Regions from separate parts of the Homo sapiens genome. Here region 2 is linked to region 1. The links are chromatin contacts, found by Hi-C or POLR2A ChIA-PET in ENCODE. All regions are on one chromosome and are shown on one strand. The core of a region is the stretch at or near the end of the contact, and the rest is flanking DNA. Distances in the headings are between cores, read along the strand shown.

The links. A loop is a pair of places that touch in the nucleus more often than their neighbours do. ChIA-PET counts read pairs that join two places held with the same protein, here RNA polymerase II (POLR2A). Pooled maps may share reads with other maps.
Region 2: a pooled map shows a loop between it and region 1 (2.5-fold over the local background). The contact joins two enhancer-like sites. A Hi-C loop is called at or near these places in 1 of 168 maps with a recorded cell type or tissue (PC-9) and 5 of 50 pooled maps. POLR2A ChIA-PET finds 5 or more read pairs at or near these places in 5 of 52 experiments (A673, CD4-positive, alpha-beta memory T cell, GM12878 and 2 more).

Annotation. Positions count from the first base shown.
Region 1 is chr11:110,197,509-110,202,857 of GRCh38, forward strand. It overlaps a transcript of RDX not described here. Among named protein-coding and RNA genes, the nearest start is that of RDX, 96 kb to the right of the region's middle. RefSeq lists a silencer at 2,756-3,050. Within about 2 kb of position 2,848, at least 3 of the 41 ENCODE cell types and tissues checked have a DNase peak (open chromatin) inside an H3K27ac peak, as active enhancers do.
Region 2 is chr11:110,348,546-110,353,894 of GRCh38, forward strand. No RefSeq gene overlaps it. Among named protein-coding and RNA genes, the nearest start is that of LINC02732, 3.9 kb to the right of the region's middle. RefSeq lists enhancers at 372-421, 1,022-1,551. Within about 2 kb of position 1,251, at least 3 of the 41 ENCODE cell types and tissues checked have a DNase peak (open chromatin) inside an H3K27ac peak, as active enhancers do.

The DNA of each region.
Region 1 (5,349 bases), core at 1,598-4,097:
GTCATTTGATCTTGACTTTTCATGCAGAAACTTTCTTTTCCTACTTCTGACGACAATAGCTCAGAGTCAAACTCACTCAAAGGATTTGCTCTAAAAAGAACATTAACAGATGAAAATCAAGGAGGAAAAATCATAAAAGATCAGGTAGATTTTACTTTGGGGAGTTTTACGAGTTGACAAAATGGAAAGAGTTACATGAATGAATTTCTGCACTGGAAGAAATGGCTAAAGATAAATAGCTAAGAAGAGTATTGTTTGCGGCAATCTATGGCACATTAAGAATGTGCTTTAACCCAGGATTTTAGCTCAAATATCAGAAATAAGACCAGCTGGATTCTCAGCTAGACCCGTTTCAAAGAGAGTGAGAGCAAATGATGATGGATGTGTCGTAGCATTTCAAGTGGACTTTGAAACAATGAAAGTGTTTTGGTAGTGTCATGAAATATCAGAGAGAATCTTGCACGACCTTAAACTCATTTCAGGGCAGGCCAAATTCAAGGCCAAAGAAGCAAATTGCTTCTAAAAGTTCCCCACCTTAAATGAACACATGTGACCATTTTTTTGTCACATAAATAAGTCTAAAACATAATATTTCTATAAAGAACATTGGTTCTACATCTTTAAATATTATCTCAAATATATTGACCTTTAGCTAGAAGGAGGTTTAGAGAACTTTGGGAGGCTTAATCAGCAAGTTGGGGGAACTCAAGATTTACAACATAAACAACATTGTTGTGGTTTTATTCACAAATGGGATGAGTCAAATAGTCTCTGCCAAAAAAAAAAAGAATTTAAAAACCTGTTATCATGGTAATCATATTGAAAAATGATTTTTAAATATTACCAAATTCAGGTCAGTACATAATACTATATTAACCTAGCTTATTAACCAATTCTTTAATTCTTCTGCTCCAGGAATCCCCAATCCCTGGGCCGAGGACCAGTACCGGCGTGTGGCCTGTTAGGAACTGGGTGGCATAGCAAAAGCTGAGTGGTGAACAAGCATTATGGCCTGAGCGCCGCCTCTTGTCAGATCAGCAGCAGCATTAGATTCTCAAAGGAGCGAACCCTATTGTGAATTGTGCATGCGAGGGTTCCACGTTGCACGCTCCTTTATGGGAATCTAATGCCTCATGATTTGAGGTGGAACAGTTTCACCCCAAAACCATCCCCTCCACCCCCCAACCCCACTCCCAGCCCATGGAAAATTTGTCTTCCATGAAACCAGTCCTTGGTGCAAAAAGGTTGGGGGCCACTGTTCTACTCAATGTGCATGTACAAAACTTCATTTTTAAGTAAATCTGAATACGTCTTTTTTTTTTTTTTTGAGACGGAGTCTCGCTGTCATCCAGGATGGAGTGCAGTGGTGCCATCTCGGCTCACTGCAACCTGTGCCTCCTGGATTCAAGCAATTCTTCTGCCTTAGCCTCCGAAGTAGCTGGGACTACAGGCATGCACCACCACTCCTAATTTTTTTTGTATTTTTAGTAGAGACGGGGTTTCACCATGTTGGCCAGGCTAGTCTCGAACTCCTGACCTCAGGTGATCCACCTGCCTCCACCTCTGAAAGTGCTGGGATTATAGGCATGAGCTACCGCACCAGGCCTGAATATGGATTTTTTAAAAAGAAGAAAAACCTCCCAGCAGAACAGAAGTGTCATAAGAGAACTTGCACCATAATACTTTCATTCTCAATGCTAGAGAGGGCTCTTTCTAAAGGTAAGAGAATCCCCTAAAGTAGGAGGTCCAATCAGCTCACCAAGATTACAGGTAAAACATCATTTTAATAAATTCTAGCTCACCTCAAAATTATTAAATTGGAGGATGATGTTCTTGATTGGCAAAGAGCCCAAGAGATGCAAACTATTGGGAAAGAACCTGGAAGGGATGGAATCAGAGGCTGTAAAGATAGAGGTTGCTCTTGGTCAGTTCCTTTGACTTGAAATCCACAGGTCCTGTGGATGAACAGGTTCAGATTTTATGAGGTCCCACCAGCATCCTGGCAGTGGAAGGTGTGGCAGGTCTAGTGGGCAGGTGAGCTGGCCCTGGCCACGGCTGCCAGTTGTACTTACCTAGTGAGGGAGGGAGCCTTCTTCCTAAGGGTTACATTTGCTTTATGCTGCTTTGGCAAGAGCGCATCTGGAACAATGCATACAGTTTGGGTCCCCACCTTTCAAAAGAGACATTAAGAGATTAGAAAGCATTTAGCAAAAGAACACAGTAGGAAGCTGAATGGGCAGGCTGACTACTTGCTCAGCACATTGCAACATCAGGGCGCTCTTGTCAGCCTGGATTATGTAGGGCCTGTTATTGTCAAACTGTCTGCCTAATCTTTAACCTCTTTTTTTTTCCAGTCCACCTTTGAAACTCCACGATTAGAATGTGGAAATAAGAATAACTTTAAACCTTCCTTTTAAATAGATGCTAGACTTCAAATAGTGCAGCAACTCTACACAAGCTAACTAGTCTCTTTCAATAATAAGACCTATTATTTAGAATAGTAGGTCTTGTCTTAAAGCCATAAAAATCAGAACTTCATGTCATTCAGTAATGTGTTCTACCAGATTTTATATTTTATGTGAAGTTCTCTTTTGATTAACCGAGGCATTGTTAAAGTTATTTTCAGGTAGCAACCAGACTAATGGATCCAAAATACTTTATAGTGCCTACTCTGAAATCAATAGTTGCTATGTTTTTGAATAAGCAAATTCTCAGTACCTGCCTACTAAAAGACTGGATAGGTTAAGACAAACAAACCATGAAAACTACCTCCTCTGCAGACACGTTGGCATTGCCGGAATTAAAGAGGTCAATTTCAGCCCTACTCTCTCTGGTCTGTCTTCCTCAGCTGACTCACCTGCCATTCTCCGATATATCCCTTAGAGATAAAACAAAGTCAGAATTAACTTGACAAAGAAACTGCTAAACTGGCCAAACGTATCCATGAGTCAGTTCCCTGACTGGGGAGAATACTGGTTACAGTATTTTCTAACCTTGTGGGTAAAACAATTAGAAATGCAGTTACTAGCAATCTCTATCTTACGAATGAGTTATGAACCAAAAGGGCAGCTGTGGTGGGCTGTTTCCCATGGAAACCACGTCATGAAGAGTGATTTTGTTTCTAGGCAGTTTAACCCATAATGAAAAGCTGAGTCTTTGCAGTAAAATACAGTAGAAACTCCAAATTTGTCAAAGATTGTAATAAAGGAACATAGAAACAATGACATTTATTAATGGTTTTATAATTCTTCTTTAATACTTGAGCTTGATGTTAACCTGGCCAGAAATAATTCGATGGTTCAATAGTACCTGAAATTTAAGAACATTTTAAAGGGAATTCTAACTATTTTCAAAGACTTTGAAGGTTAGTCTGGCTGGCACTTTATTGTATGACATGCCATTTCAGGCTGAGTAATTCCAGCACTTTGGGAGGCCGAGGCAGAGATCACCTGAGGTCGGGAGTTCGAAACCAGCCTGACCAACATAGAGAAATCCTGTCTCTACTAAAAATAAGAAAATTAACCGCGCATGGTGGCGCATGCCTGTAATCACAGCTACTCAGGAGGCTGAGGTAGGAGAATCGCTTGAACCTGGGAGTTGGAGGTTACGGTGAGCCAAGATCGGGCCATTACACTCCAGCCTGGGCAAGAAGAGCAAAACTCCCGTCTCAAAAAAAAAAAAAAAAAAAAAGAAATGTCATTTCAAAATGTATAGCTGTAGTTTTTCCATAGTCACTAGTAATATTATTCTCACTGTGATTAACTAGTAGTACTATTTATGTAGATTTAGACTCATAAAGGAGCAGAGAGAGCAAAGGAAGAGAATTATTTTTCATGAAAATAATGAGAAAATTTAGGAGAGCATGAGAAAGGAGGATTTGGGAGTAAAGTTAATAGATGAAAGGCACAAGAGAGGGAATAGAACTGAAGGAGAAAACTGCATGTATGAGTTTCCCTAACAGGGAAAGAAAGGTGAAGAGACGTCAGAAATTTCCAAGCTTTGCCACCAGGTGGCGGCATGAGATTAGATGACAGTATTTTAGCTGAAGGCAGCAGCAACTGAAGGGTAGTGAGGGTGAGATACATAAAAATCACATGAGCTGGATATTCACAACACAGGAGGCTCAGGATTTGTGAAGCGGTAAGCCATGGGTTAGAATATATATCAAGTTATAGCAAGAATATATATTAAATTATGTGTTAGAATATATAATAAGGGACGCAAACCTAGTTGAACTTATTTTTTAAGATGTTGTCTCCCTCTGTCACCCAGGCTGGAGTGCAATGGCGCCGTCTTGGCTCACTGCAACCTCTGCCTCCAGGATTCCAGCGATTCCTGTCTCAGCTTCCCAGGTAGCTGGGATTACAGACACATGCCACCACATCCGGCTAATTTTGTGTGTGTGTGTGTGTGTGTGTGTGTGTGTGTGTGTGTGTGTGTGTGTGTGTTTTCAGTAGAGTTAAGGTTTCCCCATGTTGGCTAGGCTGCTCTCAAACTCCTGACTTAGGTAATCCGCCCGCCTTGGCCTCCCAAAGTTCTGGGATTACAGGTATGAGCCACTGCGCCCGGCCTAGTTTAACACTTTAAAGAATCTATTTATCTAGTACAGGCCATGGCTCACACCTGTAATCCCAGCACTTTGGCAGGCTGAGGCCAGGGGTTGATCACCTGAGGTCAGGAGTTTGAGACCAGCCTGGCCAACATGGGGAAACGCCATCTCTACTAAAAATACAAAAATTACCCGAGCGTGGTGGCCTGCACCTGTAGTCCCAGCTACTCTGGAGGCTGAGACAGGAATCGCTTGAACCCTGGAGGCAGAGGCTGCAGTGAGCCAAGATCATGCCACTCACATTCCAGCCTGGGCAAGAGAGCAAGACTTCATCTAAAAAAAAAAATCTGTCTAGTTTAGTATATTAACATTTTTCTTTTAGACAGGGTTTTGCTCTGTCCTCCAAACTGGAGTGCAGTGACATGATCATGGTTTACTGAAGCCTCAACATCCCAGGCACAAGCAATCCTCCCACCTTAGCCTCTCGAGAAGCTGGGACCACATGTGTGCTTCACTACACCTGGCTAATTTTTCTTTCTTTTTTTTTTTTTTTTTTGGTTGGGGAGGGTGGGACATGAGGTCTCACTATGTTGCCCAGGCTGGTCTTGATCTCCTGGGCTCAAGCAATCCTCCTGGGATTACAAGCATGAGCTGCTGCACTCAGCCAACAGTTTTTTTTTTAAAAGTAAAGACATACAAATGGCAGCAGATATATGAAAAGGTGCTCAACATCATTGAGCATCAGAGAAATGCAAACCAAAACTGCAATGAGATAATCATCTTACCCCAGTTAAGATGGC
Region 2 (5,349 bases), core at 1-2,500, 150 kb after region 1:
ATTCTATGACTTAGAATGCCTTAACTGTCTGGGAATGCAGCCCAGTAGGTCTCAGCCTCATTTTACCTAGCTCCTATTCTAGATGGAGTTGCTATGGTTCAAATGCCTCTGACAGTACCAGCTGCCAAGCAGGCTGAGGCAGGAGAATCCCTTGTGCCCAGAAGTTTGAGGCTTCAGTGAGCAATGATCATGCTACAACACTCCAGCCTGGGTGACAGAGCAAGGCCTTGTTTCAAAAGTAAATAGGTAAATAAGTAAGAAGTCTGCTAAGCAGGGACAAACATGCAAACCTATAATGCCAATAAAGTATTATAGGTACTCTGACAGAAGTAAGGGGGAAGTGGTCAGTTCTGTTGGGCCTACACTGGTGAGGCTTCAGAGGGGACTGTCAGGGTGAATCTCAATTGGCAGTCAGTAAGCAGCCATGGAGGGAGAGGGTGGAGGAAGAGCTCATGGCGCAAGTGCACAGAGGTGGGAAACACCTGGTGAATTGAGGGACTACGAAAGAGAAAGAGTTGGAGAGTTCATTCCAAGGCCTAGGAGGCAGAGATGAAGGAGGCTGAAGAGAGAACAGGATAAAAAAACAGCAGATGTTATAGACTTCCTCTGCAGAGTTATCAGTGAACAAGAAGACATATATTCTCTGAAATGTGAACAGGCCTTGTGCTTAAAATGGGGCGATAGTGACAAGTCAAAATTAGTCAGTCTGCTTCCTGGGTTTCATAAGCCAAAATGCATTTGTGCTGTCTTTGAAATGACAAAAATGATTCTTTGCTCTCAACTTGGTGTTAAGCTAGTAGAGTTCTTTACTTCTTGGAGTGACCCAAACTTTCATTTCCAAGGAATCTGAGTCCTCAGCAGTCCTGCCTATGTCTTGTTACTAGCATCCTGGCTGGGGAGACTGAGGAAATGTATCTGGGGTCACCTCTCTTCTCCTATTATGCTGAAATAACTCTTTTTCTTTTATACTCAGAATTAATCACCCAGTCTATACCCAGACGTTCTTTTCTGTTTGCCAAAAAGTGGCAAAGTAAGAGTTTCACTTTCCTATTCAGTGAGCTCTTTAATATGTCCCTTGACTGAAACATTTTTTTTTTGTCCCTTTGGATTCTAAATCCTAAGGTCATTTCTCCTTCCAGGAAGGTGGATCATGAGATGTACTGCTTAGAGTTCTGCCCCTGGGAAGATTTTCCTTCTCAATTGTCTTTCAAGGCCGCCCCTAAGCGGGTGAAAGTTGCAACAATAGTCCTAATTGTGCTAGTGTCCTTAGACCAGGGAAGAGTCATCTGGAAACTAGTCTTGAACATTTTCTTCTTTAATCAGCAAGCCACAGGGAGTTTCCACAAGGCCGTATGTGTGGGCTGGGGTAGAATGGGTCTCCTCCAGCTCCAGGAGACAGTGCGCTCTGTCACGCCACAATCACTCACAGTGGGGAATTCCTCCCTCAAAGGTAGGGAATCTGATGCCTGAACAGCCAAGTGTCAGGCCTCAAGTCCTCCTTCACTTAAAAATTATATTTAAAAATTCATCTGAAAGTTTGTATTACTTTTTTGTTTCTTTGTTTTGAGACAGGGTCTGGCTCTGTCATGCAGGCTGGAGTTCAGAGGCACAATCTTGGCTCACGCAACCTCCGCCTCCTGGGTTCAAGCAATTCTCCTGTCTCAGCCTCCCGAGTAGCTGGGATTATAGGCACCAACCACCTCGCCTGGCTAATTTTTTGTATTTTTAGTAGAGACAGGGTTTCACCATGTTTGTCAGGCTGGTCTCGAACTCCTGGCCTCAAGTGACCTGCCCTCCTCAGCCTTCCAAAGTGCTAGGATTACAGGCATGAGCTACCACACCTGGCCTAACTTTGTAGTACTTTATAATTTCTTACAAATTTAAATCTTTATTCCATCTGGAAGTTCAAGGTAGGGACCAACTTTATTCATTTTCCAAATGACTAGCCTGTTGTCTGAATAATGTGTTTCTTTTCCCCACTTTATTATATAATCCAATCTCATTTGTATTTGGATCTGCTTCTGTTCTCACTATTTGGTTTTATTGATCATCTGTCCATTCCTGCAGCAGTATATCAGCAATAAATACTGCAGTTTAAATAACTGGCAAAGCTCTCCCTAATATTCTTCTGTGTTAGAATTTTCTTGGCTATTCGGGCATATTTTTATTTTCCAGACAAATTTTAATATTTTTTGCCAAGTTCCAAAAGAATTCCATTAGAATTTTGGAATTGTTATTGAGCTGTAAAAAATTTATAGATCAGTTTCAGAGAAAACTGACATATTTACAATGTGTGTCTTCCAAGCCAAGAATATGACATATCTTTTTATTTGTATGTGTTCTTTCTGGATGGACATTAATTCTGAGTGATATGAACTAGTTTCTTCTCCAGAGACATTTTCGTTACCACTCCTCCTATGGGAAGGAGGTTCTACAAAATGTAATCATTTCATTTTGGGCCACCAACATGTCTTGACTGTCAGTATAAACATATGAGTGTATTGCTGAAAACTGTGGTGTGATGATTAACTCTCCAAGATCCCTATACAGGGATTGTCAGTTGAAAAAACTACGTGGAAACCTTAAAACATCCAGAAACCACCAATATGTGTAATTTGCCTTTAAAGGATGTCATTTACTAAAAAACTGTCATTATTCCTAAGCAGGAATGGGGGCTGTAATGTTATGTTGGCCACATATTTGTGGCACATCTGAGAACTGTTTGTATAAATGCACTGGCTAGAAGCCCCATTCGCTGGTCCAAAACCCATTCTAACACTGACAACACAATAAAGAAGAATGGCACATGCCAAGTTATTTGACAAAACTTACCAAGGAGGTCACTGTGCTGGCTTTCCTTTTCTGTTGTGTACCCAGTGCCTAATACAAATCCTTGCATAGAGTTTGTGCTTAACTATTGAAGGAATGAATGGAGTCAGCAACAAGGATTAATATGCATGCTTTTTTTTTTTTTGAGATGTGAGTCTTGCTGTGTTGCCCAGGCTAGTCTCAAACTCCTGGGCTCAAGCAATCCTCCTGCCTCAGCCTCCCAAGTAGCTGGGACTACAGGTGCGTGCCACTGCACCTGGCTATATGCATGCTTTCTAGGGTAAAAAATTGAAGAGTGTAATTTGCTGCCATCCTAACTTATTACCGTCACCCTCTGGCATCATGGCAGTACTAAAAACTTCTAGATTGGCAGCTGGGACTGTTAAGCTCTCCTACCCTTGATTCACCAAATAACCATCTCCACGGTCAGCCTTTGTAGCTTGGTCAGTTCCTCCTAGCCCACCTTCCATTCCAGTAGTGGATGATCCCAAAGAGTAGGACTCCATTTTTCTTCCCACCAGCCACCTATTGCCAAAGATCCTTTGTGCCTTTACCCAGCCAAGTCACAAAACATTGAATAACCACACTGACATTTTGTTGTTGGCACTGGAATCAGAGACTACCATGTTATAATCTGAGATTTGGAATGATCACTCTAATGACAGATTTTGTCTGATCTCCTTCTCAGGGTGGTTGGGCTGGTGGGCTACAGTGAGTCTATCACGGCCAGACTGGGGCAGTGAAAATACTTGTTACCCACAGTTGCAGATATGAAGAATTTATGAACGAGAATGTTAGATCAGAGAGAATGCACAGAGTAAAAAAGAAGCATGTCCACCCAGGTAATCACAGAAAGAAGAGTCTCTAACCAGTATCAGGAGCTGGAATAGAAAGCCAAGGGATTGAAGACCAGAGAATATTGAATAGAGCCAAAATAGCTGCAGCCAAAAGCTGAGCTTTTATATATTATCATAGATCCATGACATGGGCAGCCTGAATTTATTTAAATGTCCTAGGATGTCCAGACATAATGGAGAATGAGGTAGGTATAAGTGTTAGGAGGCTATTGCACCTAAGTGAGAATTATTAAAAGAGTAGGGGGCTGGGCACAGTGACTGTAATTTCAAAATTTTGGGAGGCCAAGCAGAAGGATTGCTTAAGCTCAGGAGTTCAAGACCAGCCTGGGCAACAAAGTGAGACCACGTCTCTACAAAAAAATACAAAAAGTATGGCCAGGTGTGGCGGCATGTCCCTGTAATCCTAGCACTTTGGGAGGCCAAGGCGGGCAGATTGCCTGAGGTCAGGAGTTTGAGACCAGCCTGGGCAACATGGTGAAATCCCGTCTCTACTAAAATACAAAAAAAATTAGCAGGTGTGGCGGTGTGCATCCGTAGTCCCAGCTACTCTGGAGGCTGAGCAGGAGAATAGCTTGAACTGGGGAGGTGGAGGTTGCAATGAGCCGAGATTGCACCATTGCACTCCAGCCTGGGTGAGAGAATGGTACTCTGTCTCCAAAACAAAACAAAACAAAAAACAAAAAAACCCCACAAAAATTAGCCAAGCATGGTGGCATGTGCCTGTAGTTCCAGCCACATGGGAGGCTGAGGTGGGAGGTTCACCTGAGCTCAGGAGTTTGAGGCTGCAGTGAGCCAAATTCACACCATCACACTCCCGCCTGGACAGCATCACACTCCAGGCTTGTCTCTAAAATAAAAACATAAATAAATAAATAAAGAGTAAAAAGCGTAGCAGTTGCCGTGGGACCAGAGAGACCAGAAACATTCCAAAGCAATTTCAGAAATATAATTAATAGGAATGATGCCTGCATAGCCAAAAGTCATGAATTCTAGTTAGTTGAGGCAAAGAAGGTACAGATAAAAAAATTCAAATGTTAAGATCCAGTCTTTAAATATTGTGAAAATTTGGGATAGTACAATAATTACTTTCATGGATTATTTTAAACATTGTTTAAAATGCATTGTAGTTATTGTCCATGACAACTTTGTAAGATATCCTTTAGAATTACCTCCATTTTAACCAGGTGCGGTGGCTCACACCTGTAATCCCAGCACTTTGGGAGGCCGAGGCATGAAGATTGCTTGAGCTCAGGAGTTCGAGATTGGCCTGGGAAACTTTGCAAGACCTGTCTCTACTGAAAACGAAAAAACAAAAAAAACAGCCAGGCATGCTAGCACATGCCTGTAGTCCCAGCTACTTGGGAGGCTGAGGTGGGAGGATCGCTTGAGCCTGGGAGATTGAGGCCACATTGAACTGTCATCACCACCACTGCACTCCAACCTGGGTGACAGAGTGGGATCCTGTCTCAAACAAGCAAACAAAAAATAAGAATTACCTCCATTTTAACAACCCTGAGAGTGATTTACCCAGGGTCACATAGCAGCTTGGAGGCATGGCTGTGTAAAAGAAGTTGGGGCTTTTAATCTCTGTATTAGTTAGGATTCTCGAGAGGAACAAAACTAATAAGATAGATAGATAAACAGATGATAGATGATTGATTGA